Regions from separate parts of the Homo sapiens genome. Here region 1 is linked to region 2. A link is an interaction called in ENCODE POLR2A ChIA-PET data of the cell type or tissue named here. Cell type or tissue: MCF 10A. All regions are shown on one strand. Each heading gives the region's core, and the rest is flanking DNA. Links, peaks and the distances in the headings are about the cores only.

Region 1 (15,103 bases), core at 2,780-10,779, 1.4 Mb before region 2:
CCTGTCATGAAGCCAATATACAAAACGAAAAGTGAGCATCAAGCAGAGCAAATTTTATTCGATGGCCATAGAATTCAGATGTGGGGGCATGGCTCACAAATCAATTTCTCCACTAGTGAAGGGTGAGAGGGCTAAAATATAATATTTCTTTAATGAATGTTTATTTAATGACATTACAAGTAAGGGGAGAAATATTCATGTGTTTTCCAAAAATGGGCCGTGAACTCCCTGGAACCAGAGTTCTCCCTTCCTTTTTGTCGTTTTATGGCTTCTGGTCATTGCCATGGCGATTGTCAACAGTCACAGCACTGATAGGAGTGTCATTTAGCATGGAAATGAGATTATAATGAAACCTGAGGTTTTTTTGAAGTTGATCTCTCTTGGTTATAACCAGTTTCAGCTGGTCTGGCTATAAAGGAAAATTTTTATTGCAGGTATTCTTTTTCTTAAAGATCAGCAAAGTTAGGGCAGAGTAGAAATTCAGCTATGTCACACAGGCATTACGCTGGGTAACAGAAGGATATCAGTCCAGAGTTCCACTGTAGCCATTGGGAGCCATCTCTACCATATCTATCTACCCATTTCAGAAAGAATCTAACTTTCTCTTAACAGGTTGTGTTAGATGACTTAGTTATATAAACAACATCCCCAGGGGCTATCATCAGAAAGATGAATGGGTGGTGCAGAGGTGATTTTTTTCAGTGCTTTGAAACTATTTTGTATGATTATATAATGGTGGATATATGTCTCTGTAAACTTGTCAAAACCCATAGTCTGTACAACACACAAAGAGGATGCTAATGAGAATTTTAGACTTTGGTTGATAATGATGTATCAATGTTGGTTCATGGATTGTAACTGGTGCTGGATATTGATGGTTGGGGAGGCTGTATGTGGGAGTGGGGAGAGGGTATGTGAGAACTTTCTGTACTTTCTGCTCAACTTTGTTGTGAACCTACGACTGTTCTAAAAAATAAAGTCTATTCAACTCAATTTTAAAATTCAAAAAACAAAATAAAATAAAATATCCATCCTCTCTTGTCTTCTTCAGCAAATCTTGTGGATACTGAAAGAATAGCCAGTGTCCCAAAACACATTAGAAGATGCTCAGCATCTAATCAGGGAAGTGCAAGTCAAACAGTATTGGGATATCATTTTTGCCTCAAGTTACAGAAGTTTAGAACTCTTCAGCCCTTCCAAGAATATGGAGAAATGGGGATTCATATATTGGTGATATCACTGTGAAAGGCTACAAATATTGTAAAGTTACTTGGAACACTGTTATAAAATTAAAAAAAATACCCATTGACTCATAAATCACTAAGTCTAACAACCTAATAGGTCCCAGTATGTAAAAGTATATTTAAAAGAATGATCGTCACACTATGTTTTAATTGTAAATATGTAAAACAACCATTAACAGGAGAATGGTTGAATAAATTATACTCCATATTTACTATGGAATATTATGCAGCTACATAAAATGAGTTAAACCTGTGTGTATTAATCTGAAGTGACAGTTATAGCATATTCTAAGTGAAAAATGCATATTGCAGAGTAATGCGTGTGGTTTAGTCTTGGTAAACATAAAGAAACAAAGGGAAATAGGTATCTTTATATTTGTTAATGCAGAAAGATAAGGGGTAAAAGGGTAGAGAATAAACCGTTAACACTGATTACTTTGGGAATGAGGAAAAGTGAAGAGACTGTTGACTTTCTTTATATGCTGACAGTTGTTTTATTGTTCAAACAAGTAGGTACTGCTTTTGTAGCTTGAAAGCAAAATTCAATAAATTGTAGAGGGAATAAATACAACAAAAGAGATGCTGTGGATGGTATGGCCTCAGGGTCAAACATCTATAGTCCATCAGACTTTTTACATTGCCAAGAGTGACTGCCTCTTAGTACAGCTCCTGTGCATTACTATACTAAGAAATTCATCTCTTTTCTGTGCTTTGAGGGATGTTATAAAAATATAAACCTTCTGCACTCTGTGCAAGGTACATGACTTGCTGCAGGATGAGAAGTCTATTAGTCAAGGTTCAGTAAGTAGGTGAAGAGAAAGATCTCTACTCCCACCCCATCCCATCCCCGTCCTGTTCCTAAATTGGTATGCATCCAGCTTAAGAAGAATGTAGGGGGTAATGGGTCATGCCCCCAAAAAGGAGTTAAAGGGATGAGAAAATTTTCCTACTTAAAAAGGTTCTAGCATTCTATAGCACTGTAGGATGACTGAAGTTAGCAATAATATATTATGTAGTTTCAAATAGCTAGAAGGATATTGAATGTACCCAACACAAGGAAATGATAAATGTTTGAGATGATGCATATGCTAATTACCCTCTATATATGTATCACAACATCACTATATACTCCACAATGTGTACAATTATTACATGCCAATTATAGTTATTTTAAAAAAATAAAAAAGTATGTCCAGTCTAACATCAAAGCTCAAACATAATGTATTAACCATCTACTTATGCATAACAAATTACTTCAAAACTTACCAGCTCACCTTCCTGTGACCATGTGTTCTCATTGTTCAATTTCCACCTATGAGTGAGAACACGCGGTGTTTGGTTTTTTGTCCTTGTGATAGTTTGCTGAGAATGATGACCTGCACGTTGTGCACATGTACCCTAAAACTTAAAGTATAATTTAAAAAAAATTACCAGCTCATACAGTTTCTGTGGGTCAGGACACTGGGAGTGACTTTGCTGGTTGGTTCTGGATCAGAGCCTCTCATGAGTCAAGGTATTTTCTTGGGCTCATCAGAAGACTCAACTGGGGCTGGAGGACCAGCATTCAAGGGGGTCACTCACATGGCTAGTGAGTTAGAGCTGGTTGTTGTCGAAAGACCTTAAGTTCTCCCATGTGTGCCCTCTTTCAGGGCTGCTTAGTGTCCTTAGAGATAGGACAGTTGGCGTCTCCCAGAGCTACTGATCCTAGGAAGAAAGCAAGGATAATGCCACAGTGCCTTTTATGACCTAGCCTCAGAAGTCACATGCAGTCCCTATTGTACATTCTACTCCATTAGTGGCAAGTCACTAAGCAAAGGTCACACTCAAGGAGAGAGGAGTTAGGCTCCATTATTTGAAGCGAAGAGTATGTGAGAGTGTGTAAACATTAAGCTACAACCACCACACAATACTCATTGGTACCCTGCTGTTTTCTAGCTTTCAGGAATTCCTAAAAATTTCAGGTCCACTGAAGACATTCTTTTTCTCCAGAGGTTTGTGAAGTATTTTCTTAACAGCTTTTCTTTAACTTCATTGAGCTGTGGTGATCTAGGTTCTCCATTCCTTTTTTTAGGTCCTGTATTTACTTCCATTTATACAAGACCAGAACTCCACAAATTTTTGTAAAGACTTTTACTCATAGTTTTCCCCCCAAATCATGTATTTATTAATGCAACCATCCCAGGAGTCCATTGGAACTAATTCCATCATGACCTATATCCCTGTACTCATCAGCCACCATACAACCAATAGTGGCTGACTATAGAGCACTTACTCTATACCTGACACTGTCTGAATGGCTTGACACATATTCACATCAAATACACCAAGTCACCCCTCTCGATTGAGGTCTTCATTCACAGTCTAAATTGCTCTTTCTCCACTTCCAGTTGCCAAATCGTTTCCCTAGAGGATCCATGGCCCATCACTGGCAAGGTCCCTAATATCTTTGTCTCTTCTCTTGAATGTTTCCTTCACCTTTGTGTTCACACTGAAACCTGGCACTCCCTTGAAGCTCTGTCTCTATTGTGGCCCCTCATAGAGTAGATATTTTCTGTCCTGGGGATAGGGTAGCTCTTTGCTCCTTACTGCTGCTTCCAGTCCATTTCTCTCCATCCTCCTTAAAAATTTTTCAGCTTTGAAACTCCTGCTATCAGACTCCACTACTGGAACTGTCTCTCCCTTTTTTTTTTTTGAGGTGGAGTCTTGCTCCGTCCCCCAGGCTGGAGTGCAGTGGCGCTATCTCAGCTCACTGCAAGCTCCGCCTCCTGGGTTTGCGCCATTCTCCTGCCTCAGCCTCCCGAGTAGCTGGGACTACAGGCGCCCCCCACCACGCTCAGCTAATTTTTTTTTGTATTTTTAGTAGAGACGGGGTTTCACCGTGTTAGCCAGGATGGTCTTGATCTCCTGACCTCGTGATCCACCCGTCTCAGTCTCCCAAAGTGCTGAGATTACAGGGGTGAGCCACTGCGCCCGGTCCTTTTTTTTTTTTTCTTTTTTTTTTTTGGTCATTTAAAGACACTTCTGGTTACTCCCTTTACTTCCTTGAATATTTTAATTCCTACATTACTATCACTCTCTGTAATGCTATTATCATAATTCTTAGTGATTTTAATAACCATGTAGACTATCCTGTCAAAACCTTGGTGTTTCTGTTTTGTCTTATCCTCCGATAATTTTTGTTCTTACTCTAGCTCAGCCACATATTTCTATGTCTTATGCTAGATCTGTCCATTATCAAAAACTATATCCCCTCTGTTAATCACTATGTCCATCACTGCCTATATTTCCAGCTCTCTCCTTTTAGTATCTGAGGGAACAAATCTTTGACCTAAATAGCACTTTGTTGATCCTAACACTGTTTCTTACTCTTCTCCTGTCCTAGCTTCTCTTCTTACCCACCTTAGATTCCATGGTCCCTTTTTATAATCACTCTCTGGCAGAGTATCAGCTAATTTCTCTTTCCTTTGCATTTACCTAAAAAATCTCCAACCCTAGTTAAATCCAACTTTCAACCTACTTTGCCACGGAAACAAACAGTAGACAGTTGGAGAACAACACAAAGACCCTTTCATTCCACTCTGTGTTAAAGACACTGTGGGTTCAAGTATTGCTAGGCAACCTTATCATATTTTTCTAGTCCAAATTTGTTGCACATTAGAATATCCTGGGGAAGCTTTCAAAATAATCCTAATGTCCTGGTTATGCCCCAGACCATTTGAATCACAATATCGAGCTGGTAAATCAAGGCATCATTTAAAAAAATATATCCCCAGGTGATTTCAATGTGTAGCCACATTTGAGAACCACTGCCCTTCCAGATGACTCAGTTTCGTACATACTGGCTTTTTTTTTTTTTTTCTTTTTCTGTTCCTCCTGCATGCACAGTACAGTACTGCCACAAGGTCTTTGAAATGATTCTCTGCTTCTTCTGGAATGCTTTTTGACCATGAAGTTGCATGATTGACTCCTTCATTTCTTCAAGTTTCTGCTGCAAAGTCATTCATTAGTAATGTCTTCCTGAACTATCTCATATAAAATAGAAACCCTGCTCTTAGCACTCCTTACCTCCCTTGCCTGACTTTTCCTCTTTAGCATTTCTTGCCATCTGAAATATTATGTATTTATTTGTTAAACATTTATTGTCTCTCCATAACTACTAGAATAATAGCAGAGAACTTGTCCATTTTGTTTCTTGAATATTAACAAATATGCACAGTAAATTTATTTAGTGATGGATCAATAGGTGCTTAATAAATATATCTAAAACGGCTATGCAGCAAAAACTTCCAAGGATCTTATTTTCATCTAATTTTTGTGTTCAGGATAACTGTTTTTTTATGCAATAAATGCACTTTATAATTCTGATCAAAGGCTGGGTTGGGCCTTCAGTTTGGGATATTGAGAGCTTAGATTCTTTGAGAGCCATGAAGTCCCTAGATCTTATACATGAGTATTGCTGGGATGATAGAAAGAGATACCAACAACAATATAAGCAAATAGGAAATGTTACAGTTTCAAGGTGGTAGTGTTGTGTTTTGAGCAACAAAAAGAATATAGCACTAGAAGGAGAACCAGTTTTTACTCAAGATTAAGGCCCAGAGGGACAACAGACCAGTGCTTGCCACTGCAACATACATAGAAAGTAAGTTTTGTTGGTGAGCTGATGGGGTGGAAAGAGTGTCTGGAGAAGTGGGAGTGGCAGTAATTACAAGGGAGAGGGCTCAGTCTACTACACTTGATTTGGATACCAGTGGCGTTTTCCTTTCTGAGTTGGTAGCCGAGGAAGTATGCATTCAGCATAAGCTTTTAGAAGACGTAATACTAAAGAAAAGAGGATTTACAGGCTAATACTACATCATTTTTTAAAGCTATGGGCAGATCATATATATTAAGCGTAATGAACAAATCATCACAACAGATTAAAGATGAGTCTTTTTTTTTTTTTTTTTTGAGACAGGATCTTGCTGTGTTACTCATGCTGGAGTGCAGTGGTGCAATCTCAGCTCACTGAAACCTTCACGTCCCATGCTCAAACAATCCTCCCACCTCAGCTTCCCAAGTAGCTGGAACCACAGGCGTGCCACCACACCTGGCTAATTTTTTGTATTTTTGTAGAGATGGGGTTTCACTATGCTGCCCAGGCTGATCTCAAACTCCTGAGCTCAAGCAATCCACATGCCTGGACCTCCCAAAGTGCTGGGATTATAGGTGTGAGCCACTGTGCCCTGGCCAAGATGAGTCTTTAGTCAACATTTTTCAACTTTGCTCAAATTACCCTGATTTTTTGAGTAATAAACACAGGTAGTCCTTCCTAAGCACGGATTCTCCACGTGCAGTAATGATAAGTTTGAATCAATTTATAAATCTCTAGGGATAACAAATGTCATGTTTCTTTATTTTTCTAAATCAAAATTATATTACCAAGTTTCTGCTCATCAAAGCCCATGAGAATTTCAGCATCAGTTTCTTTTTCTCTACTGTATTATATTGGGATGATGGGCTTATGCAGCACAAGAAAATGTGGACAGGCTACATTTTGGAAAGTGATAAAGACTGTTCCATACTTAGGCCTGGGAATCAACTTGAAGTTTCCCAACCTCTGTGCCAGGTGAGTCACGGGGACTCTTGTTGGTTAGAAATTGTGGATAGAAATTTTATCCTTGTGGATAGAAATTATAATTTAAATATTTTCTATTTAACCATGATCAAAATCAAAAGCATGTACTCACGATGAAAAAGGCCAGAAAGAAAGATTCCTGTAGGGTCAGGCTCTTTGTATTTTCAACACGTAAAGCTTGTCATGTCTCCCCCTAGTAAAGTAAGTGAGAAGAGGTTGAAGAACTTTCACAATCTAGTGACATTGGGAGCACAAGGTACTAAGAGAACATGAAATTTAAATGCGTGAGGCTCTGTTTCTTGTTCCGTTTGTTAAGAAGAAGCAAGAAACTTTCCAAGATAGTCACAGGGTTTTCTGGAGCTATTTATCACAAGCTCCTCCTAGAAAAATTATTTCATTAAGTATACTCAAGCGTTATGTAATCACCCTGAGATGTAACCATCACTTGAAGAGTTACAAAACATATACTGTTCATTTTAGGTATAAAACATACATTATAGGAAACTGAATTTTTCATTAAAATTGCAAACGAACTAATCAGCTGTACGTTAGTCTGATTCATTACTCTGTAAATCATATAAGCTCTTCTTTTTCAGTGAAAGAAAAAATGTGTGTGGGAGAACTCATATCTTATGGTCTACTTCTTCTCCTTGATTCCACCACAAATAAAAGATGCCTTCACAGGTTCTAGTTTCATTATAATCTGCAAAATTATTCTTTTCACAGAGTTTAATCTCCATGGGCATTCATACGGCTGTTTTCCTCTGGGATCTTTCTGCTTGTGGGGTGCTGTGTTTGAAGAATGTGCAGATATTCATGAATCCATGACATGGAGCTCTTTCAAGTGACCCATCTTCTCCTGTTCCTCCTCTAGGAGAATGAACTCCCTTGAAACTGTGCCACCCACTTCCCCCCCAAAGCTACAGTCTCCAGCCATACCCACTTGGTGGCCTTTCTCGTTTTGAAGTGTATGGAAAAAATACAGTTTACTACTCTCCTGCAGTCAAAGAGCTTCCAAAGTAAGAAGTGGTAGAGAAGCATATAACATATTTGTTGGTGTTAATGAAGAAGCAAAAAAAAAGACATGTATTCTCTAATGAGGCCATAACAGAAAAAAGAAAACAATTAATTTCTCAATAATTTTTTCCAAAGAAATAAAATTTAGCAGTAAACTTAAGAATAATAATTATTCTTTAGCAGCATAGGTGTCAACAACTCAGCCTCAACACAGTCTTACAAACTGGGAGCTCCTTGAAGTCAAATGTTTTCTTCTCCTCATGTATCCTCAGCAGTGTGTCTCCCCAGCACTTACAAAGTGTTAAATAAAAGCTAGATGACCACACCTGAATCAAGTGAATACTGACCCTAGCCTTCTCGTACGGACTTTATAGCTTAAATATCCCAGGTTATAGTAATGTATTCTTTAGTTCTTATTCTCTACTTTCTTTTCATTCTCCGTATTTATTTATATTGTTAAGCATTGCATTAGTTTCCTGTGGCTGCTATAAAAAATGACCACAAACTTGGTGACTTGAAACAACAGAAATTTATTCTCTCACAGTTCTGGAGGCTAGAAGTCTAAAATCAAGACCTCCACAGAGCTGGTCAAGTCCATGGCTCTCTCCCATCTTTCTGTGTTTCCAGCAATCCTTGGTGTTTGTTGGCTTGCAGATGCATCACCCCAATCTCTGCCTCTGTTTTCACATTGACTTCTTTTCTGTGAAAATTATTTCATTAAGTATACTCAATTGTTCTCTCATGTTCTCCTCTTATGAGGACAACACTTGTCTTTGGGTTTAAGATCCACCCAATCCAGGATAATCTCATTTCAAGATCTTTAACTTAATTGTATTTGCAAAGACACTTTCAAAATAAGGTCACCTCCACAGGTTCCCGGTAGACATATCTTTTCAAGGCCAACATTCAACCTTACAATCATCTTTGCTTTTTAAAATTATGGGACCGTCTTCCTCCTTTTGACTTTGATGCACAAATCTTTCTATCTTTGCTCCATCTAGATCTACACAGATGTCTCTAAGATAAAATAACCCATCATAATTAATTCACTAGAAGTCAGGGGACCTGGGCTTTGCTTTTGAATTTTTCAGTTTTCATTACCAGACAATGTGATCTTTGGTACTATTAATCACTTTGAATCTTATTTTTCATGTTGGTTGCAAATGTAAAAATCAATTAGACCTAGCTTAAGAAAAAGAAAAATTCATTGTAAATTGTAGCAGCATCCCATAAAACTTAAGTGCAAGAATGTAGCCACACCTTAAGAAGACATTAGATGATGAAGTTGGGAAGTTTTAGCACTCTCTCTCACTTTTTTGTCTCCATTTCTGTCTGTAATCTATTTACTTCCTTTTTTTTCTGTTCAGATGGCTATTTTCCTCACAAAAACTACCAATTTAATGTTATAGTTTAATCTACATGGACAGTTTCTTTTCATCTTTCCCCACCACTTCCTGACTCTCCTGTTTCATTTTCTTCTCTACATTTTTACTTCCCAATTTCTACTTCTTTCCTAGTTCCAAATTCCTAAATGAGGGAATCAGAGTGATCTAACTGGGATTTGATAAACTTCTCTGATTCTACCAACTCTGATCAAAGATAGGGTCACATTACAAAGAGATAAATTTTGAGAATTAAACAATATGGATTCAGAGTAAAGGCAGTTACAGTGAAGAAAACATTTGGAGTTTGACAGGTTCACAAAAAATGTGTACCACATTTCTCTCCTATAAAATGGAGCTAACACTTTCTGCTATGCTCACTTTACAATTAAAAAAATTTTTTTGAGGGTCATAGCAGACATTGTGTTTAAGAACACATTGAATATTATTACACACTTGGAAGAATTGTTTTGAAGTTTTATAGTGCTAGATTTGGGTTCCGAACAAGTGGCAGACCTGATCTTGATGAAAGAAAGAAGATAATTCATCCAGTTGTGAAGTGGATAAAGGTTTTCTAAGAGCTCATCACCATGACTCCCAAAGTTTTGATTGTCTTCATAATGATGGGAAATCACAATTTCAGGAATAGGAACAAAGTTTTTGTGAGAGTTAGGAAGAATCCAGAGGTGCAAGGTGTAAGTGGTGATGTTTGTGTGTGGAGGTAATCCTTCCAAGTTTATCCAGACAACAATGGCAAGAGTAAGAACTGAACTTAAATACTGATGCACTTAGACATGGAAAATGCTGAACTTTATGTGTAATGATTTGTCAGTTATTTATTATATGATTATTTATTTTCTGACAGGTCATAAAAGCAGGATACATCATTGACAACAGAAGTAATTATCAGTTTTAGAATAAAAGCAAAAAGATTCTTAGGTTTCTTGGGGCACTATAATACAGTGTTGATGTTGGGAGGAGTAAAAGAAACAGGTATATCTTTTAACAGGTTGGTCAAAGAGGTTACATGTGTTTTTCAAGAAGGTTGTCAGTTGGAATTATTGTTGCTTCTGCCCTTATTCCAATGGGGCTGGTACAGCAATAGTGCCTACTTTTCCAGGCTTTGAAGCATGTCTGCATCAGGACAGGCCGACAGTCCTGGAAAGGGCACAGAGAGAAGCCTGGAGTGAGCTCCTGGAGTGAGGGAAGCCTGGACTGTACTTAGGGAGATTTGAGTTCTTATTCTCAGGATCTTCTTTCTGTCCCTCCTTTTACTGTTTCATTAAAACAAACAAACAAATGAGCAAACAAACGAAAAACCCCAGCTAGCCAAATTCCTGTAGTAGACCTGGTGGGAAAAGTCAAAGAGGTTATCCTAAGACTTTACATCTGCACCAGCTGAAGAAAATCTCAGACGGCACATGTGAACCAGGCCTGGTCATCAGACACTGGACTTTATTTGGGGACAAATGTATGCAATTTCCTGGAGTGTAATCTGTGCCGAACATGCCCTATTAAGAATTTATAGCAGGAGACAGCTGGCCAAAGATTTGGGGTCCTGGCTTTCTACTATCACTGCTAATATGAGGCACATAAGCAGGTGCTCACTAAATAATAAATTAATGAACAGTCTACTGAACATGTCCTTTTGCAATATGGCACTGAGAGTCATCTGTCTTATTTTATGAAGCATCAGTAGTTTCTGATTCATACTCTGTGAAAATGGCAGTGTTCCCCGGAGGCAGAAATGCACAATTTTTCCTTGGCAGTTGAGAACACCACTACATTGCTTGTCTTCAGTTACAAATGGAGAGATTAGTGTTGGCCATGAGAGCAGACTCTTCTTCCCCAAAGAGGGTCACAGGGCAACAGAGGTAGAATAAAGATACAGAGAGACATTTGGTTAAGAGGAGAGATTTGAAGGAACACATGTCAAAATGCCTTAATATTCCTGGTAAGGTAGGATACCAAGTCACTGACTAAGACTGGAATGAGTAGGGCTATAGTTGGTGATTTGGAAAAGCCACTGTGTTGAATGTGATATAAGGCAAAAACATACTCACTTTCTTCAGATATCTGTATATCTCATATTTCTGTGGTTTACTCAGGTCTCTACTCACATGTCGCTTTTTTACAGAAGTCTCACAAGCCCAGCCCATTAATAAAAATGCCTCTGGCCGGGCGCAGTGGCTGACGCCTGTAATCCCAGCACTTTGGGAGGCCGAGGCGGGCGGATCACAAGGTCAGGAGATCGAGACCATCCTGGCTAACACAGTGAAACCCTGTCTCTACTAAAAATGCAAAAAAATTAGCCAGGCGCGGTGGCAGGCGCCTGTAGTCCCAGCTATTCGCGAGGCAGAGGCAGGAAAATGGCGTGAACCCGGGAGGCGGAGCTTGCAGTGAGCCGACATCGCGCCACTGCACTCCAGCCTAGGCGACAGAGCCAGACTCCGTCTCAAAAAAAAAAAAAAAAAAAAAGCCTCTGTATTACCCTTGCTCTGTATTATTTTATTAAAAATAATGTGTGACATTATATTTGTATATTTATGAATTTGTTTATGATACTTCTCCCTACCAAGAAGAAACCTTCATGAAAAAAGGTAACACTTTGTTTCATCTGAGTCTTTCAGGAAACAGAATCTGAATTGGAGATAGGAGTGTGAAAGGTCTATTGTGGAGTGACCTATGAAAGCAAAAGGGAGGAAGCGAGAATAGGGAGTGTGTGTGATCAGGCTGTGCTGTAGATTTGACAAAGTCCCTCCCAACCCATTGGGGAACACTGGAGAGATGACGACTTAGTAAAGGAATCCCATATTGGTAGAAATGGCCTCCGTACCACAGTCTTGTTTAGTCATTGGCTGGGAGACCCCCAAAAGAATATGACCTTGAATCAAAAGCCCCCATGGACTTGGAGGTGTTAACATCTTGAGACTCTTATCTGTCCATACTCTTTGCGTATAGGTAACAAATTCTTTCTTGAAGAGGGAATCTGAATAGGTTATCTCCACACCTTTAATAGTCTACCTTTTATATGGCATGGATACATTTTCAATATACCTTCAGGCAGTACCTCTTTAAGGCTTCCACGAAGCCTTTCTTTCTGAAGAGAAACCTAGATGATGGAGATTAGTGGGAAAAACTGTAGCCTTCATCTTTGCAGTCTGTCTTGGGGCCACAGCTGATACTATTATTTTCTTCTTCATCTATTAATTCTAACTTCCCCCTCACTTTCAGCTCTTACTTCTAAAGTTCTCAGTGGCTTACTTGTGGTTTCACCGCAACCCTTGTTCCTGAGATGTCTGAGTCTAGTAATCCCATCCTTCACAGGTAGAGGTTATTGCACTTGAACATTCACAATCACAATTGTCAAGGAATTACCAAGAAGTATCTAATCTAAATGAATCACTGAGTTCCACAATTATTTCTTGGTGTCCCTACTGTGTAAAAACATCCCTACCTCTTCCTGCTGTCACAATTTCCTTTTCTTACCTGCTAGTCCTTGAATATAAAAAGTCCAAAACGCCCAGGTGGCAGTCATAGGTTGTAATTCAATGGCACCCTTGATGTGTCCCTGTGTAGGGTGGGCCTTTTGGGGGCACCAGGACCTTTAACATTGCAAGGCTCAGAATAAACAGACAGAAGGCACAAATTCTCCCAAAGGGACACAGAAATGATGGTAAGTGGGGATACTTCTGTTTTTACTTCTTGGACTTGGACCTATGCATTATTCCCACTAGTGACACAGCATCGTATAGACAGATGTCTCTGATCCAGTGTACATACTGTGTTTTGGAAGAAAGCACCTTATCTTTGCAAATGGTTTATTCCAAGCTGGTACTTCAGCTATGTCTTTAGCAGGTCATTCCAATATCCTCTCAGGCAGGCTGCTTCTAAATTATTCAGCTTGTGGTACAGTTAGTGGATACCATGGTCATGGGCCCACTCCTGCACCTCCTTTGCTGCAAGGTGGGTCCAATGGTTGGATGATTTATAGAGCAGGATTTCATGCTTGAGGATCTAGTAGTCTGTAAACCCCCAATAGAGGTGCAGATAGAGGATCTCCAGGCAGGAAAAGGAAACCATTACCTAGAGTAAGTTTCTGTCCTGTGAGGACAAACTGCTAACCCTTCCAGGAAGAAAGGAGCCCAATGTAGTCAACTTGCCAATAAATAGCTGGTTTGTCTCCTTGATAAATAGTGCTATACTTGGAGTACATTATTGGTCTCTGTTACTGGCAGTTGGATAATCAGAGGTGCTAGTAGTTATCAAAAGCTTAGTGAATGGCAATACATGCATAGCCTCTATCTCTGCCACTGTTGAAGATGTTCCTGTCAAATCAGGACTAAGTTGATCACTGATAAAAGCTGGCTAATATCAAGTGGCTGAGTCACTCCATCTACTTGATTGTTTGGTGATTCTTCTATGGTTGATGCTTCCTGGTAGTAACAAATGTGTGATACAAGGTTCACACTTCATGTCCACTCTCACATATACATCCACATGCCTCTATTTCAGACTTTCTTGTCTGCAGTCTTCCAATCCTTTTCCTTTTAGGTTCCTGACAAACAAGTCAGGCTATTTGTTATGCTTATGAGTCTACACATATTCTAATGTAGGGGCACTTCTCATTTAGCAAAAAGTAAATAATCAAGTGTACCATCCAAAGCCCCACCAGTTAGGAAAACTTTCCTTCTGCACCATCTTTGAAGGCTATCCTTGAGTGAGGCTATAATGCATCTATTTTTGACTTGTACCCACATATTGAGTTGATGCATCCACAAACCAAGCTAGTACATTTTCTTTATGCAGAAACTTCATAGTGAACTAGGGAAGGGTGATGCAGATACCACCCTGGCTGGTGACATGGAGATTTAGTTTACATGTTTATGCAACTTGCTTTTATGTTTTTGCCTTCTGGTCCTGCTTGTGCTGTCTCTGATGTATACTGTGGATCTTTTGAATAATTGTTACTGGGCCTATCTGACTTTACAGTTTTGAAGGTCAAGCAAGATCTACTTCATGAAGAAAAATTCTAAATGCATGATCACTGGTGTCCATTGTTGCCAAACATTCTATCTCTACTAGGGCCTCGTAGCTTGCCAGGGGCTGATTTTCCAAAAGTTTGTGATTCTCTGCTCTACAAGGCATAACCCTGCTACAGAACCTCAAAGACTCACGTTGTGATTCTTCCTCTAGAGCTTGCCATATGTTCTACACTACTTATTTTTCTACCATTGACAGCTACAACAAAATAAGGTCTGCTAAATCATATAGCCCAAGTGACAGGTCTAATTGCACTACAACCTGTATCTGCTGCAGAACTCCTTCTGTTCCAAGTCCTACTCAAAGTTGCAAGGCTATCATGTAATATAAAAGCTAGAGCATTACACCTAGTTTGTGGACTTACTGCCTCCAGAATGAAAAGGGGCCTACCAAGTATTGTGCTTCCTTTTTTTGTGGTATGGGATGTGAGATGCACCAACTTGTTTTATTTGGAGGGAGTGTCGTAGCATACCTCTGACCACAGGATTTCTGAAACCAAAATGACAAATTTCTGAGTGTTCAGAGTTTTTTTTTTCTCTCTCTCTGTAGTACATGTATCTTACCAAACCCTCTAGTATGCTAGCCACATTGCACTCACCCTGTCTGATCAACATGATGTGATTGATATGGTGGATCAGTGTGATGTTCTGTGGCAATGGCTTTCAGAACCATTGGATGAAAGGAACAGAATCTAGCATGAGCATTGAGGAGAAGCCTCTGCATCCATACTGCAGAACTGAGTCAAAGGAACACCTGCTTCTTTTACAATTAGGATGCAGATTGCTCCACATTGTACACCG
Region 2 (14,579 bases), core at 6,580-14,579:
AAAAGTTAATTGCCTCATTTTCTACTTCCCACACCACCTTCTACAAATACCTTATTCGTTCTGTCTCCACACTTGCAAATGCAAGTTTTTCTTCTTTAGTGCAACCCAAATGCTCCCTCTTCCAGAAAGCCTTTCCCGATAAGCCCCACCTGACTGCTTCTCTGGACTCTCTGAGCTCAGTTTGTACTACCTCCCTTAGCATCTCCACCTTACCTTTCAATTCTCTCTCAGAAGTGAGCTCAACTCCTACCAAATTGGACTGCTTGTTATTGTTCAAACACTTTAAATACTTTACACTCTCTCGGTCAATGTCATCCTATTTCCTACTCTCGCAATTTCCCCTCAGCTGGAGGGCAAGGACTTTACTTCACTCCTGCTGCAGCATCCAGACATGTATTTACTGTAACAGGTGCTCAACTTCAGTTGTTAATGGCCTGCCTTGAACCGCTGACTTGTATGTTTTATGCTATTTTTGTATGTGTGCAAAAGTATGCGTTCCCTTTTCCTTCGTAGGTGTTTCACTTCACCTCCCTGTGTCCCAATTTGGATGACATCTCCACGGTCTCTTCCAACTTTGATGTTCTGTAATTCTGTAGCTGTGAGTTCACTGTGGGCAAGGACTAGATCTATTTCTTCCCCCACAGCTTCAGCACACTGCTGGCTCAAAACAATCATGCTGAAAAAACGCCTTTCCTAGTCTTGTTTCTCTCCTCCTTTCCTTCTTAAGGGAAGCAGTGGAGCACAGCAGCTAAGCATGGCCACTTGGTAACCAGCTCTGCTACTCAACCTGGAGCAACCTGCTTTAGTGCTCTGTGCCTCAGTTTCCTCAATTGTAAAATGGAGATAACATAAATAATTCTTCATAGGTAGTAAGCCTGATGTAAGTTTTAATAATCACTATTATTCTTGCCCTATCCTTCTTCCTTCCATCCTTCTTATTTACAGTGTTTAGATATCCAACTCCCCTAATTTTTTGGACGCAATAGGTCTCACCAACATCAGAGGAACCCAGGGACTGCTGGCCTAGAAAGTATGAAGACTCTAACAATTTTAGACCACGATGAGGTCCAGAGATCTTCTTAAAGTAAGAGAATGTGATGTAAGATCAGGCAAAAGAGAAAGGTTGGAACCAGAGAGAAAGAGCAGGGGAGAAAGCCCCAGGCAGAGGGTGGAAAAGTTTCTGGCTTCATCAGAGCAGATTCTTTTGCAGAAACCAGACTGGGGAAAGCTTCAAGAAATCAGGAGAAGGGGCATGAGGTTAGGAAATGTTTCAGCTGAGACCCAAATCCTGGCCCCAAAGTACTTTTGTGCATGGGTCAGAGAAGGGAGACGGCAAATTATAGTCAGCATTTCACAGCTCTGGGAGGGTGTGTTCATTGGACCAGGGACTCATGAACCGGGTTCTGGCCCCAGCTCCATCTTTATAATAATGAAGTGACCTTAGGCAAGGCTCACTGCTCTGAGCCTTGGTTAACCCAACTAGAAAACAGGGACAACAGAATGATCCTGGCAGGCTGTGGGGAGGATTAGAAGTTCTCTGTAAATGATAAAGCACCGCCCATATATCAGGTATCATTTTTATGAAGGCTGCATCTACATGGCCTAGCCATCCAGAAAATGGACCTGATAACTGAGGTTCAAGTGCCTTTTTAAGTCTCATTTATTTAGGCCAAATAGGCTCTCGGTTATCAGAAGGTGGAATATCCTCAGCCAACAATGATGACTTCTCCACCCAGCCTGACCTTCCCCTGAACCCCCATTCCCCACCCCAGTCAGACACAGGGGCCTTGTCAGCACTTTCCACATGGCACAATCATTGTTTGTCTGTGTTGCTCTCTTCCATTAGCCAGAAAGGGCTGAATCTTCATCATGACGACCCCTGGTGCCTAGGCCAGTGTCAGACATGCAGCAGGCATTCAATACTGACTTCCTGAATGAGCAAATACATGGATGCACAAAATTCTTATTTAGGCTGTGCTACAATCCTCCTCTTTGTAGCTTGTAGCCATTGGTCCTAGTTCTTCTCTATGGAGTCACATAAAATGAATCTAATTCTCTTCCATATGACACTCCTTTAAGCACGTGAGGAGAGTTATGACATATCCCTGGAGTCTCCTCTTCTCATGACCAAACATCCCTAGTTTCTTAACCTGTTGTTTCCACAGGCATCTGCATACAAAGGGGCTGCATTCTCTCCTCTCTTAAAACCTCTCTGTTGACCCTGTGCCCAGCAACCCCCTCCATGCTCTGCTCTCCTTTATAGCAAAAGCACTGAAGCATAGTAGTACACACAATCCTTCTCCTCCCATTCACTCATGAACTCACACCAGAACTTTTAGTGCTGAGTTACCAATGACCTACAAGTTGCTAAATCCAACACTGGCCCTCATCTTCGTCCTCATCTTGCTTAATGGATCAGCACACTTGTTACAGATGATCCCTCCCTCCTCAAAGACCTTCCCCACCTGGTCTTGCAGGACCCCACAGTCTTTTGGGTTTCCTCCTCCTCTCTTGCCTGCTCCACAACCTCCTCCTCCTCTTCTTGTTGAAGGGTCCTGACTGGCCCTCCCCTCCCTCTTGGTTCGCTCCCTTGTTAAATTCAACCAGTTGCACAGCTTTAAACATCATCTCTAACTTGATGTTCTATCCCAGCTCAGACCTTTCCCTCCAGCTGCAGTGGCATCGCTCAAACTTCTTACTGGACACCCCCACTTGGCTGTCTCATTGGCCTCTCATACTTAATGTGTCCAAAACTGAGCTCCCGATCTTCCACCCCCAAACTTGGTCTTCTCAGTCAAAGCCAGCTTCATTCCTCCAGGTCCGTAAGACAAAGCCTCAATGTCATCTTTGACTGATCTTTCCCTCTCACCCTTCGTCCAATCCATAAGGAAGTCCTGCTGGTTCTCATTTCCCAATAATCCCAGAAATGGACCACTTTTTGTGGACTCTAGGCATGCCAATGGTGCCCAAGCTATCATCTTGTGCCTGGATTACTGCAGTAGCTGCTTAATGGGTCTCTCTGCTCCTGCCCTTCCTTCACACCATCTATTCTTGACACAGTACCCAAAGCAATTCTGTTAAAACATGAATTATACCATGTCACTCCTGTGCTCAAAATCTACCAGTGACTTCCCATTTCATTCAAAGTAAAAGCCTAAGTCCTGTGATTCCTTCAAGGCTCTGGTCCAATAAGGAAGAATTTTTCTGGCCTTGGTCCACATTCCTGGGACAGAAGTTTTAAACTCGTGGAACTTCCCAAGTGATAAGAATGTCTTTGTTATTCATTGCACACTGGGGTTTATGCTAATGAGGTGACTCTGGATTGGGGCTGAGGATGCTGGAAAGATCAACCACGTGATTAGAAGGTTAGGGCACTGAGCCACATGACACCAGCTTCCAGAGAGGAGAGGGAGGTTGGAGACTGAATTCAATCACATGCCAAAATGATTTGATAATAAAACTACAATAAAAACTCTGGACTCCTAGAGTCATGGAACCTCCTGGTTGGTACACACATTGATGTGCAGGGTGGGTGAAACGTCTTGATTCCACAGGGAGAGGGCACGGAAGCTCCATGCTTGGGACCCTCTCACAGCTGGTCCTGTGTGTCTCTTCATTTGGTTCATCCAGATTTATATCCTGTGTAATAAAACTGTAATAGTATAGCACTTTCCTGAGTCCTGAGAGTCATTCTGTCAAATTATTGATCCCAAAGGGGTTGTGGGAACCACTGAATTTGTAGTTACTTGGTCAGAAGTCCAGGTGGCCTGGGGACTCCCAAATTTGAAGCTGACATCTGAAACGAGGGCAGTCCTTGTTGGGGACTGTGCCCTTACCTAACCTGTGGATTCTGGGCGTTCCCACAGCCCCTAGAACTCATGGTAATGGGGTACCCAGCCTAGGGGAAGGTATGGCAGTGTTGTAGCCCCTCATGATTTGTGCACATGTGCAGGCACACTCCTCACTTCTATCACCAGTTCCCCTGCTCACCTCCCTCCATCCACACTGGCTTTTCCTCAAACACACCAGGTGCATTTTCCCCTCAGGACCTCTGCCTCTGCTGTTCCCTCTGCCTGGAATGCTTCTTCCCCTTAATGTGCCTACTCCCTGAACTCCTTCACATCTTTTCTTGTTATCACCTTCTGAGTAAGTTCTTTACTCACTGCACTACTTAAAATTGGACCACTGCCCCACCAGACTCCGGATTCCCCTTCCCTTGCTTAATTATTTTCCATTTTATCAATATCCAACTAACTAATATTTTACCTATTAATTAGCTTATTGTCCCTCTCTCTGACAGAAGCCATATAAGGTCCATGAGGGTAGAGATTTTCTTTTTTCTTTGTGTTAATTGCTGTATCCTCAGCACTTGGAAAAAGGGCCTGGCACTTTGGGATGAGCGGATCACTTGAGGCCAGGAGTTCGAGACCAGCCTGGCCAACATGGCTAAACCCCATCTCTACTAAAAATGCGAAAATTAGCTGGGCATGGTGGCGCATGCCTGTAATCCTATTTACTCAGGAGGCTGAGGTATGAGAATCGCTTGAATCCGGGAGACAAAGGTTGCAGTAAGCCGAGTTCGTGCCACTGCACTCCAGCCTGGGTGACAGAGCAAGACTGTCTCAAAACAAACAAACAAACAAGCAAACAAACAAAAAATGCCTAATACTTTAAAAACATTGAATAAATAAATAAATCTGTTATAATTTTTGGAAGCTTCACCACTGTCCTCCATTAGGGAAGTCCAGTTTGTCCGCTTCTCATTAAAGTGAGTGTCCAGAGAGGATGGAAGCTCTCTCTGGGCATGGACCTCCCAGTCAGTACAGATGACTGTCCCCTCCCAGATGCAGGACCTTGCATTAAGCCTGACCTGGCTCTGGAGGCAGACAGAAGGGGGCTCACCTCCTTCTGCCACTTTTTTACAGCTGCCTTTTATGTAATGCTTCTTACATCTGGCACCCACCATGCCTTGCAGAGATTGCTTTTTTTCACAAAGGCAGGGGCCATGTCCAGCTGCTCACTTTTGCAGACCTGGCATGCAGCACAGTCCCTGGTATGCGGTTGGCATCCAGTTCACATCTAAAAGAATGAATGAATGTCCAAAACACCGAGCTTGTTCTTTTATGTGGATTGCCTCACTGAATCCTCAACATCTACCATTAAGATACCTATTATTAACCCCATTTTACAGATGGAAATGTGGAGGCTAAGAGAAATTAAGTAATTTGCCTAATGTCACAAAGCTAGTAATTTGCAGGGTGAAGCTGGAAAAATAGGGTTAAACATGGGGTCCTTTGTGGCGTCAAAGCATCTCTCACAGAGATGCTGCTGTTCACGGCTCCCTGCCATGGCACAGCCCACCACTGCCGCACCCCCACCCCCAGTGTCTCATTGTGCCCCAGGAAGGCACATTTTCTTCTGTTTTCCTCTTTCCCCCTAAGCAGGGGCCCAAGAAAGCAGAGGCCTTCTCCACAGCCCCTAGAACTCATGGTAATGGGGTACCCAGCCTAGGGGAAGGTAATGGGGAGATATGGCCACTGGGTGGAGAGGAAAGGCGTTTATTTAGGGAGTCCTGTCAGACTTCCCAAGCTGTCCCTCAAACTCCCCTGAACTATCAGTGTTCCCAGACACAGAGGCCTTTATCCCCTGAAAGGGAGCAGCCAGGCAGAAAGACAAAGACCATATCTGATCCCGCCTGGGGTGGAGGCCACAGGTTGGGGGAAGGGAGGCGTGCAGCCGGGCCAAGAGAGGGCTGAGCACATCTGAGCAGGAATGGAGGAGGGGTGGGGTCAGGATTCTTACGCCACTCTTTCCATAAGGGGGGAATGAGGTGCTGGCTGGGGCAAAAATATCCCATGCCTATGTCACCATTTTCAGTTTTCAGGAGCTTTCCATCCACTCTCTTTTCCCATCTGTAGCCTCTCCCAGTGTGGATCTCACAGTCCACTCTGCAAGCAGCTTCTCCCTCTCTCCAGCACTGCTTCCTCGCAGTAGGTGTTGGAGTGCCCCCACCCTCATGATGAAGGGCAAAGCTAATCTTTTTTTTTTTTTTTTTGAGATGGAGTCTCGCTCTGTTGCCCAGGCTGGAGTGCAGTGGTGCAATCTCCGCTCACTGCAAGCTCCGTCTCCCAGGTTCACACCATTCTCCTGCCTCAGCCTCCCCAGTAGCTGGGACTACAGGTGCCTGCCACCACGCCCGGCTAATTTTTTTGTATTTTTTTTTTTTTTTTTTTAGTAGAGACGGGGTTTCACCGTGTTAGCCAGGATGGTCTCGATCTCCTGACCTCATGATCCTCCCACCTTGGCCTCCCAAAGTGCTTGGATTACAGGAGTGAGCCACCGTGCCCAGCCGGCAAAGCTAATTTATAAGGCATAGTAATAACATCACAGAGGGTGCAGCAGGTGGTTAAGAGCACAGGCCAGAGAACAGCCAATCTGCATCCATTTTCTCATCTGCAAAACTGGGGAATAGTCGTACCTACCTCAGGTTGTTGTGAAGGTTTTAATGAGGCAACATGCATCTGTAAAGTACATAGACCAGTGCCTGGCTTCTGTAAACACTAGCTAGTGTTACAGCAGTGTGGAGCTCTGCTTCCATAATCTCACCTCATCTCATAATAGCTCTGCAAGGGAGGGACTGGTATCCCATATTACGCATGTGGAAACTGAGGCTCAGGTAACAGAGAATGAGGTAATAGCATAACCAAAGAAGCAAATACTTTTGGGCTCATGTTAAAGATTCTTCCAAATATCTTAGCTGCCTCCCAGTGAAAACTGAAGCAATAGGAGGGCACAAAGGTCACTCTCAACTGGTGCCGGGAGCATCTAGGCCGGGCCCCCCTTACCTGCACGTTCACCTGGAAACCTTATTTAGTTACCAGGTCTGAGTCACACACACACACACACACACACACACACACACACACACACCCTGGAGAAGACCCACACGACGCAGCTACTCATGGCCCTGGGCCCACCTCCATTCTGGTGTTGGAGGAGCTCTCTTCCTCTCTTGTCCCTCCCTCCAAGCCTCCTGTGACATCGAGAGCTCTGGAAGTGCTCGGGCAATGTAACAGTGTTCTCTGAACAAGTTCTCTGAGCTCCAGAAGTGCTCAGGCAATGTAGCAAGTTCTCTGAGTTCCTGTGAAGGCCCTTGAACTTCTGAGGTCCAATTTGTTCCTCTCACCTCCTTCCCCAGAAAGAAATCTCTGAACCAGACCAACTGCCTAACCCTCCTCGCCATCTCTAGCTCACCAAATCCATGCCCTTCCACTCCATCCAAGTCAACCTGCTGCCTGCAATGATGAAAGTTAATGTCCTAGCATCAGCCTAGGGTTTTAGAGTACCAAGCACCCCCATTCTCCCACCGCACAAACCAGAGGGGAGACTTGTTCACCATCACGCACACAGTAGGTAAGGGAGCTGAGATTTGAACCTGGTTCTTTTGGGAGAGGACTGAGATAGGAATCTCAAGAGAGAGGTGGGAAAGCCCAAGCGAGGGTGGAGAGAAGTGATTCCCTCTGGGTTAGGTTCTAAGATAAGGAGAAGTGAGGCTCAGAGGGCAGGGGTCCCTCAGGTTTCTGGTCATTCCCATTAGCTGCTCTGCTGGTTTTCCTTTCTCCTTAGACACTCAAGCCTCAGCACCTTCAGAGGGACTGTTATGAGCCTGGATCCCTTCCTCTCCCTTAATCCTTATCTCAAATCTATTGTCAATTCCAACTCCAGAATACTTTTTGAATTAAATGATTCCCCTCCTGAATTGTCTCTCCCTTGGTTCAAACCTATCTTTCTCTCCTGGATAACTTCAAGACCAGGACCACCTTACGAAGTTGTCTGTGAGTGGCACACGGGAGTTGTGAGATGTATGCACACCTATGCGGATAAATGAGTGGCCTGTCCACAGCATCTTTTATTAGCTGACCCTCCCCAAGGCCTCTACAGGACCTGTTCTCCCCTCTAGCACAACTTACCACAGTTTATTGTGTTCCCTATTTATCTGTCTATCCCAGGGATCCTATTCAATTCATCTTTGTATTCCAAATGCTCAGTGGAGTGCCTGGCACATAATAGCTGCTCAATAAACATTTGTTGCTTGACTGGTTGTAGTTTCTCCTGGATGCACATCTACCTGCTCTCTCTCCTCTGTTCCATTCCTACTTCCACACATGCCCAGCTCCCCCTACCCCTAGAGTTATCCTAAAACACAAGATTGATTCACATCACTTACTGCTTACAAACCTCCATTATTTCCTTGTTGTTGATAATAAAGTTCAAAATCCTTAGCTGGTCACCCAAGGCCCTTCATAACCAGGTTCCCAACTTCTTTTCCATCTTATCTTCAGCCCCCCACCAACCACCATCTTAGCACACGCTCCAGCCCTCCTCCTCTGAATAGACCAGCCTTTTCATTACTAGGGTTGATATTAAGGAAATGCCTGTTCCCATTTTCTGAAATGTTTTTCCCCTCCATTTTCACCTGAAAACTGCTCTGTGTTATAAAATCAAGCTCAAAAACCACCTCCACTGTGAAGCCCTCCTAACTTGCCTAGGCAAAGTGAGTAACTCCTTTTGTATTCTCCTAGACAATGGAGAGGAAGAATCCATATTTATAGAGTGCTGACTATGCATTATCTAATTTAATTCTCCCTCACAACAATCTTGGAAGATAGATGTTATCATTCCATCAAACCTTTGCTGGAGTAGGTATAAAAACAATAAAACCTGGGGTCAGAATTTCAACCCTGGTCTGTCTGACTCTAAAGTCACAGTTTTTTTCTTTTCCATGTCTCTGACCTCTATTATGGGACTTGCTTGCTATGCTTTATGGCATTTCTCAGCCCACATGTCTCTTTCCCCAGTTAGATGTATGGTCAGAGGCTGGTTCTTACTTATATCTACATCCTGGAGGTCAAGCCCAGGAATGGTCTTACATAAGGGTCTCAATAACTGTGGTTAATTGAACAAACAAGTGAGTGAATGCATGAGTGAATGAATGAATGAACAAACTGAGGATTATGTTATGCCCCTAGACATGAGCAATAATGAAGGAAAGCAACAATTTGTGCAAAGGAAAAATACGCAAGGGAGGCCCAGTCTCATGCTTTCCACTGGAGAACCCCTTGTGCATCAACTCTCTCCTCTCCTCAGAGCTCTGCTTTATGAGTAGATCAACAGCCCACAAGGAGATGGCATGGTTGCCAAAAAACAAAAAACCAAACACATCAAAACAAACTGAAAAACATAACAACAACGCCCAGAGGTGGCAAGAGCAGTTCCCTATAAAGAACAAGACAGACAAGCTCTCTCCCTTCTGGGACCTCCCTCTGAGACCAACACACCAACACAGGTAGCAACATCTAGGCCATTTGGAAAGAAGACCTAGAAATAGACAATCAATACATGACCAGACTGTATTTACATCACAGGCCTGATAGGAGACATGAAGGAGTGGGGAGGAAAAGGAAAGAACTGAGCTCAAGCAAAGAGGTCCCTGCAGGACAGTAGGTTCAGGAACAATTGGCATGATTGGGGAAAAAGCTGGCTTGATGAGTAAGTGTGGGGTGGGAGGTTCTAGACATACGGTAATGTGAGTGCAGGCGCATCCCGGCTCTGGTCACCCCAGCTTGCCCAGCTCTCACATCCCGCTCAGCCTTTGCTGCTTTTGTGTCCTCCAGCTTGAGACTCGAGCCAATACCACTAATTGTTTTCTCTACTGGCCAAATGGTGGGAATGAGGGGCCATAAAGGAAGCAAACAGCACATGCCATGCATCCAGCAATTTTACTGTTGGCAATTTGATACAGAAAAATAAAATGAGGACAGAGCTGCAGGGTCAGTAAAGGGAAGTACATTTCCAAGTGATTTTCCCTTTTACTGCTGAGCAGTCAGGGCTCCTCTTCGTGGACAATTCTATGGCAAGCAAGACATAGGCATTGTCAGCAAAGTCCAGGCATTTATGATGCAAAATCATAGGCAGGCTGGGCCTGGGAAGGGGTGGTGCTGAAATGGCAGAGCCTCAGTGTTGGAAAGGATAATGGCGGTCACCTTGTCCAACCTTCCTCTCAATCAGAAGTCTCCGGTCCAGCGTGCCCAGCATGTGGTCAGCCTGGCTCTTCCTGAACCCTCTCGGGCTGCAGGGCTTACTGCCTCATGAAGCAGCCCTCTCTATCTGCTGACAGCTACAGCTATTAAAAAGCTGTTCTTTATAGTCTGTGGAACTCTGCCTTTCTGTATCGTTCACATCCATTCATCCTCGTTTAGCCCTCTGGAGCCAATCAATGTTTATTGAAGACCTACTACGTACCACTCTTCTGGATTCTGAAGTTACAGCCGTGAACAAAACAAAGCCCCTAGTGGGCAAGTCTACTGTTTCTTTGACATGACACAGAATTTTTCACGTCTCCTCAGACCCTTTGGAACCCTATTTTTGTTCAGTCGTCAGTTTGTGAGATCTCCCAGGGCTAAGAATAATCACTCCTACCACACACTAGGAAGCATTCCTTAAAAGAGGAAGAGAATGGCTAGACACAGTAGATCACGTCTGTAATCTCAGTGTTTTGGGGGGGCCAAGGCAAGAATCACTTGAGGCCAGGAGTTTAAGACCAGCCCAGACAACATAAAGAGACCCTGCCTCCAAAAAAAAAAAAAAAAAAAAAAAAGAGGAAGAGCCACCTGTAAAAGGACTGGAAGACACCAGATTTTTTCATGCCACTCTGCTTCATCTTTAACATCATAACACTCATTCACAGTCCATATGTTCTTGTTTACTTGCTATTGTCCTCTGCCCCCTCCCACCACCACTGACTGACCCCCTGCAGCTGTGAGAGCAAAGCCTCATTACAGTGACCCCTACCAGGTCCCCAGGGACCAGAGCAGTGCGGGGCACAGAGTGGAAGACTCAATAAACATTTGCTGAATTGAGAACTAAACGGATGAATGCACAGGACTCAGCTCACACATGAGGAGAACGGATGGAGTCACCACACGGACCTCTATTCCTCCAGCAGGAAGAAATAGCTGGCCTTCCTCCCTCATCAGCCAGGCAGATGGGTGGCAGGCCTGAGACGAGCTCCCCAGGAAGGTCGTGGGCACAGAGCCAGACCCTAACTTAGCTAGAGCCATTGAGCCGCTGGCAGGCTGGTCCTGCCCCGAGTCTAGCTGACACTGGGCCTGGGGGTGTTTCCTGGTGAGGAAATAGTTATGAGTCGCAGGAAGTCCATCAGCCAGGCACCCTGGGCTCAGCCCAGTGCCCTGAGGGCCAAAATCTGCAATGGGCAGTAAGGAATCTGGGGAGGAAAGGAGACAGGTCCCCACTCTAAAGACCATGTTCCTAGGACACTCAGGACAACAAGCCAACTGCTACCTGGAAACCCCAAAGTGAGGCTGCAAGAGCCTGGGTGCAGTGTGTACGAGCAACTGGAGACCTGTGAGCTTAATCAGAGGATGCTTGCTGGAGGAGGGAGCTACAATCAGGGTTTGGAAGGAGAGATGGGACTTGATAGCTAATAATAATTAAAATAATGGTCATTTATTGAACACGTATATAAGCCAGGCATGCTGCTAACCATTTTATAGACATTGATTCACTTAATGCTCACGACCCCTGAGAAGTAGGTGTGATTGACCCCTTCCTTTTTTTTTTTTTTTTTTTTTTTGCCAGAGTCTTGCTTTGTCGCCAGGCTGGAGTGCAGTGGCGCAATCTCAGCTTACTGCAACCTCTGCCTCGCAGGTTCAAGTGATTCTCCTGCGTCAGCCTCCCGAGCAGCTGGGACTACAGGCATGTGCCACCACGCCCAGCTAATTTTTGTATTTTTAGTAGAGACAGGATTTCACCATATTGGCCAGGCTGATCTTGAAGTCCTGACCTTGTGATCCACCAGCCTCAGCCTCCCAAAGTGCTGGGATTATGGGCGTGAGCCACGGCGCCCGGCCGATTGACCCCTTTCAACAAGCCCAGAGGGATGAAGCAACTAGGCCAAGGTCCAGTGCTAGTCGTGGCAGCAGTGGGACTAGAACCCAGGTGTCCAGGACTCCAAATCTGGACTCGCTGCTGCATGACACCCATGGGCCCACAGCAGCCTCTGGGATTTCTTTAACATAGGAGAACCAAAGGAGACACGGGAGGCCCTGAAGGGCCCAGCTGAGACTGTCCCATCTCAGGCTCCATCGAAGTCCAAGACTCCGGGTGGTTCACTCCAGACCTGCCCGCCAAGGCTCCTCTGGCTGATTAAAGCCCACAGCCCAGCTATCGGCCGTCCTCACTCCTGTCTAACGGCCCTCATTCATCTGCTCTCCCAGTCTTTCTTCTCCAGACAGCTTGCTGTCCACCCCAAACTGCCCTCTCTATCCCCTACTTCAGGCCAGAAAAGATGAAAACCATAAGCATCAGGAGGCCTCAGGTATAATCCAGCCCAAGCCCTTCACTGTAGACTGGAGGACATCAGACCCAGTGAGCTGACCGAGACTGCACCAAGCATCGCGGTCCATGGATGTTTATCTCCTCCATCAAGCGCCTCTCTTTCCCGGGTTGTGACTGCTTTGAGAGAACTTACACCATCCTCCTCCGTGAACCTTGCCGCTCTCCTTGAAGGTCCTGCCAAAACCTGGAAAGGTCTAGAAGCCCTCTCGAATTGCTCTCATTCTCCATGTCCTTTCCGCATTTGTAAATACAGGTTACATAGTGGACTGCTTTCTGTTACCTAAGCATCATGCATGTCCCCTTATTACTCAGTCTGCAAAAAAGCTGCATATTCTCCACGTTAGTTTAGCTCCCTAAGCCACCTAAACTGTCTATCACTGCCCAGCACCTCCAGCTGATCTGTCCAATTGGTGCTACAAGTTCGTTGCAGTATTTATCTGAATAAGTTACAACCAGAAAATAAGTCTGGAACAGTAATAAATAAAGAAATGAATAAATGAATAAATAAATGGAAATTCTGTATTCTAATTCTGTGCTCCAGGGGGCGCCATTTGCACCGTAGTCTACTTGCATTGTAATGTCAAGGCCCAAGGTCCCTTCTATATCAAAACACAAACAAACTACAACACTTTTAGTAATCCCCAGTATCCCTGGGTTTTGACTGTTGGTTTAGGAAAAGTATCTGTCCACACTCTGGTTCTCTGCATTTGTTGAGAATTGAAGGATGATGGTAAACTCTGTCAATGCATAAATCCACCCCTGGAAATACCAGTTCCCCCTGGCTCTGTGTAGTTCTGTAGGGCTCTGTAGGTTTCTGGGACTTTGGGGTAGTAAAATGCCTTTCTAAGGGGCAAAGGTATGTTCCTCCCAAATTATTGACACTACTGCTACTAGGACATAGACTGTGGCTAAAATCACCCAAACATCCAATCACTGTTATTAACCACATGGTCTCCACATAGCAGGGGCATGGCCTGTCTCCATCAAAGTGGTTCTTTAAAGCCCCGACAGATCATGGACTGGTAAAAAAAATACTAGGATTTGGGGTCAGACAGGCCTGGGTTTGAATCCCAGCTCCACCTTCACTTCTCTGAGCCTTAACACCTCATCCAGAACATAGGGTGAGTAATTCTTATTTAACAGGGCTCCATGAGAATTAAAATAAATAGGTCAACAGTAAGTAGAATATCTAGCAGTGTCTTGTGCAGAATAGGTGCTCATTATATATGAATTGTCTCCCCCTTGATTTCTCTCCTTTCTTTGTATTTACCCTTCTACTGTTCAGGGCAAGGTCTTGTCATTATCCTGATACCCTGGACCCTCTGCTGATGGAGGAAAGATGCCAGAGATGGGGAAAAAACTCTGCAGTCCTTGCTGTCAGGCTCCATGAGGGCAGTCGCAACTTTACATCAGCATACAGCATCTGGACCTCACTTCTCTACTACACTCGCTGCCTGGGGCCCTAGTCCCAAGGGGGCTGTTCTAAACAGGTTTCCTTCCAAAAGATAAAAGAAACTGACGGATGGTAAGTAATTGATCTCTTAAAAGAGGCAGAGAGGGAGCCTGAATAGCTACCTAGCCAGGGGGCAAAGGGAATGGCTCCTACCAGTTCCTGCTTCAATTCCCAGATTCCAAGATAAAATACATACCCAAAGAGGTGGAAGAAAAGGAGGTAAGAAAAACAGAACAATGGCAAAAATAAATACACACACATATACACACATGAACACACACACAACCAGTTCAGTAAAGATGTTTGTTAAATAGAAAATATAGAGAGAATTTAAAAATTTTTTTTCTAGCTTGCCTCAATTTCTTCAATAAAAAAAGTACACATTTATATCTGGTAGCATGAGAAATAAACGTGTGATTTTTCAGTAATAACTAGACGGCCCCACATTATCCAAAAATATGTCTACCCTAGCTACCGAAGTTGTGGATCACCAGGGTCTCCCGTCCCTCAACCCCTATTGCCTAAGTAACTGCGCTAAGATGGAATTAGCAAGAAATAACAATCCCTTATGTTTTATGAACAGCTTACAATTCAAAAATCACTTTTATATTCATTTAACTTCTTCAGCCACAAAAAACTCAGCCCTAGGAAGCTGAATCTCAGTTTCATATCTTTCTTAAGGTCTCACAGCTGGCGAGAGGAGATTCTG

What was found. ChIA-PET counts read pairs that join two places held together with the same protein. Peaks named below come from ENCODE experiments on the same cell type or tissue, not always from the same donor. Only the 100,000 strongest peaks of a DNase experiment are listed, where the experiment ranks them.
Region 1: POLR2A ChIA-PET joins it to region 2 with 5 read pairs; 1 of 35 experiments calls an interaction of 5 or more read pairs at or near these places.

Annotation. Positions count from the first base shown.
Region 1 is chr1:159,474,855-159,489,957 of GRCh38, reverse strand. LINC02819 (long intergenic non-protein coding RNA 2819) reads right to left here. Exons shown (of 4, transcript XR_922189.4): 3 at 6,974-7,054; 4 at 1. Among named protein-coding and RNA genes, the nearest start is that of LINC02819, 16 kb to the right of the region's middle. In MCF 10A, for the core only: no CTCF peak of the experiment used is centred there; a DNase peak (open chromatin) is centred at 6,257.
Region 2 is chr1:158,034,564-158,049,142 of GRCh38, reverse strand. The region is part of intron 1 of KIRREL1 (kirre like nephrin family adhesion molecule 1); the gene reads right to left. Among named protein-coding and RNA genes, the nearest start is that of KIRREL1-IT1, 16 kb to the right of the region's middle. RefSeq lists an enhancer at 3,023-3,555. In MCF 10A, for the core only: a CTCF peak has its summit at 12,976 (motif pointing right); DNase peaks (open chromatin) are centred at 11,152 and 12,982.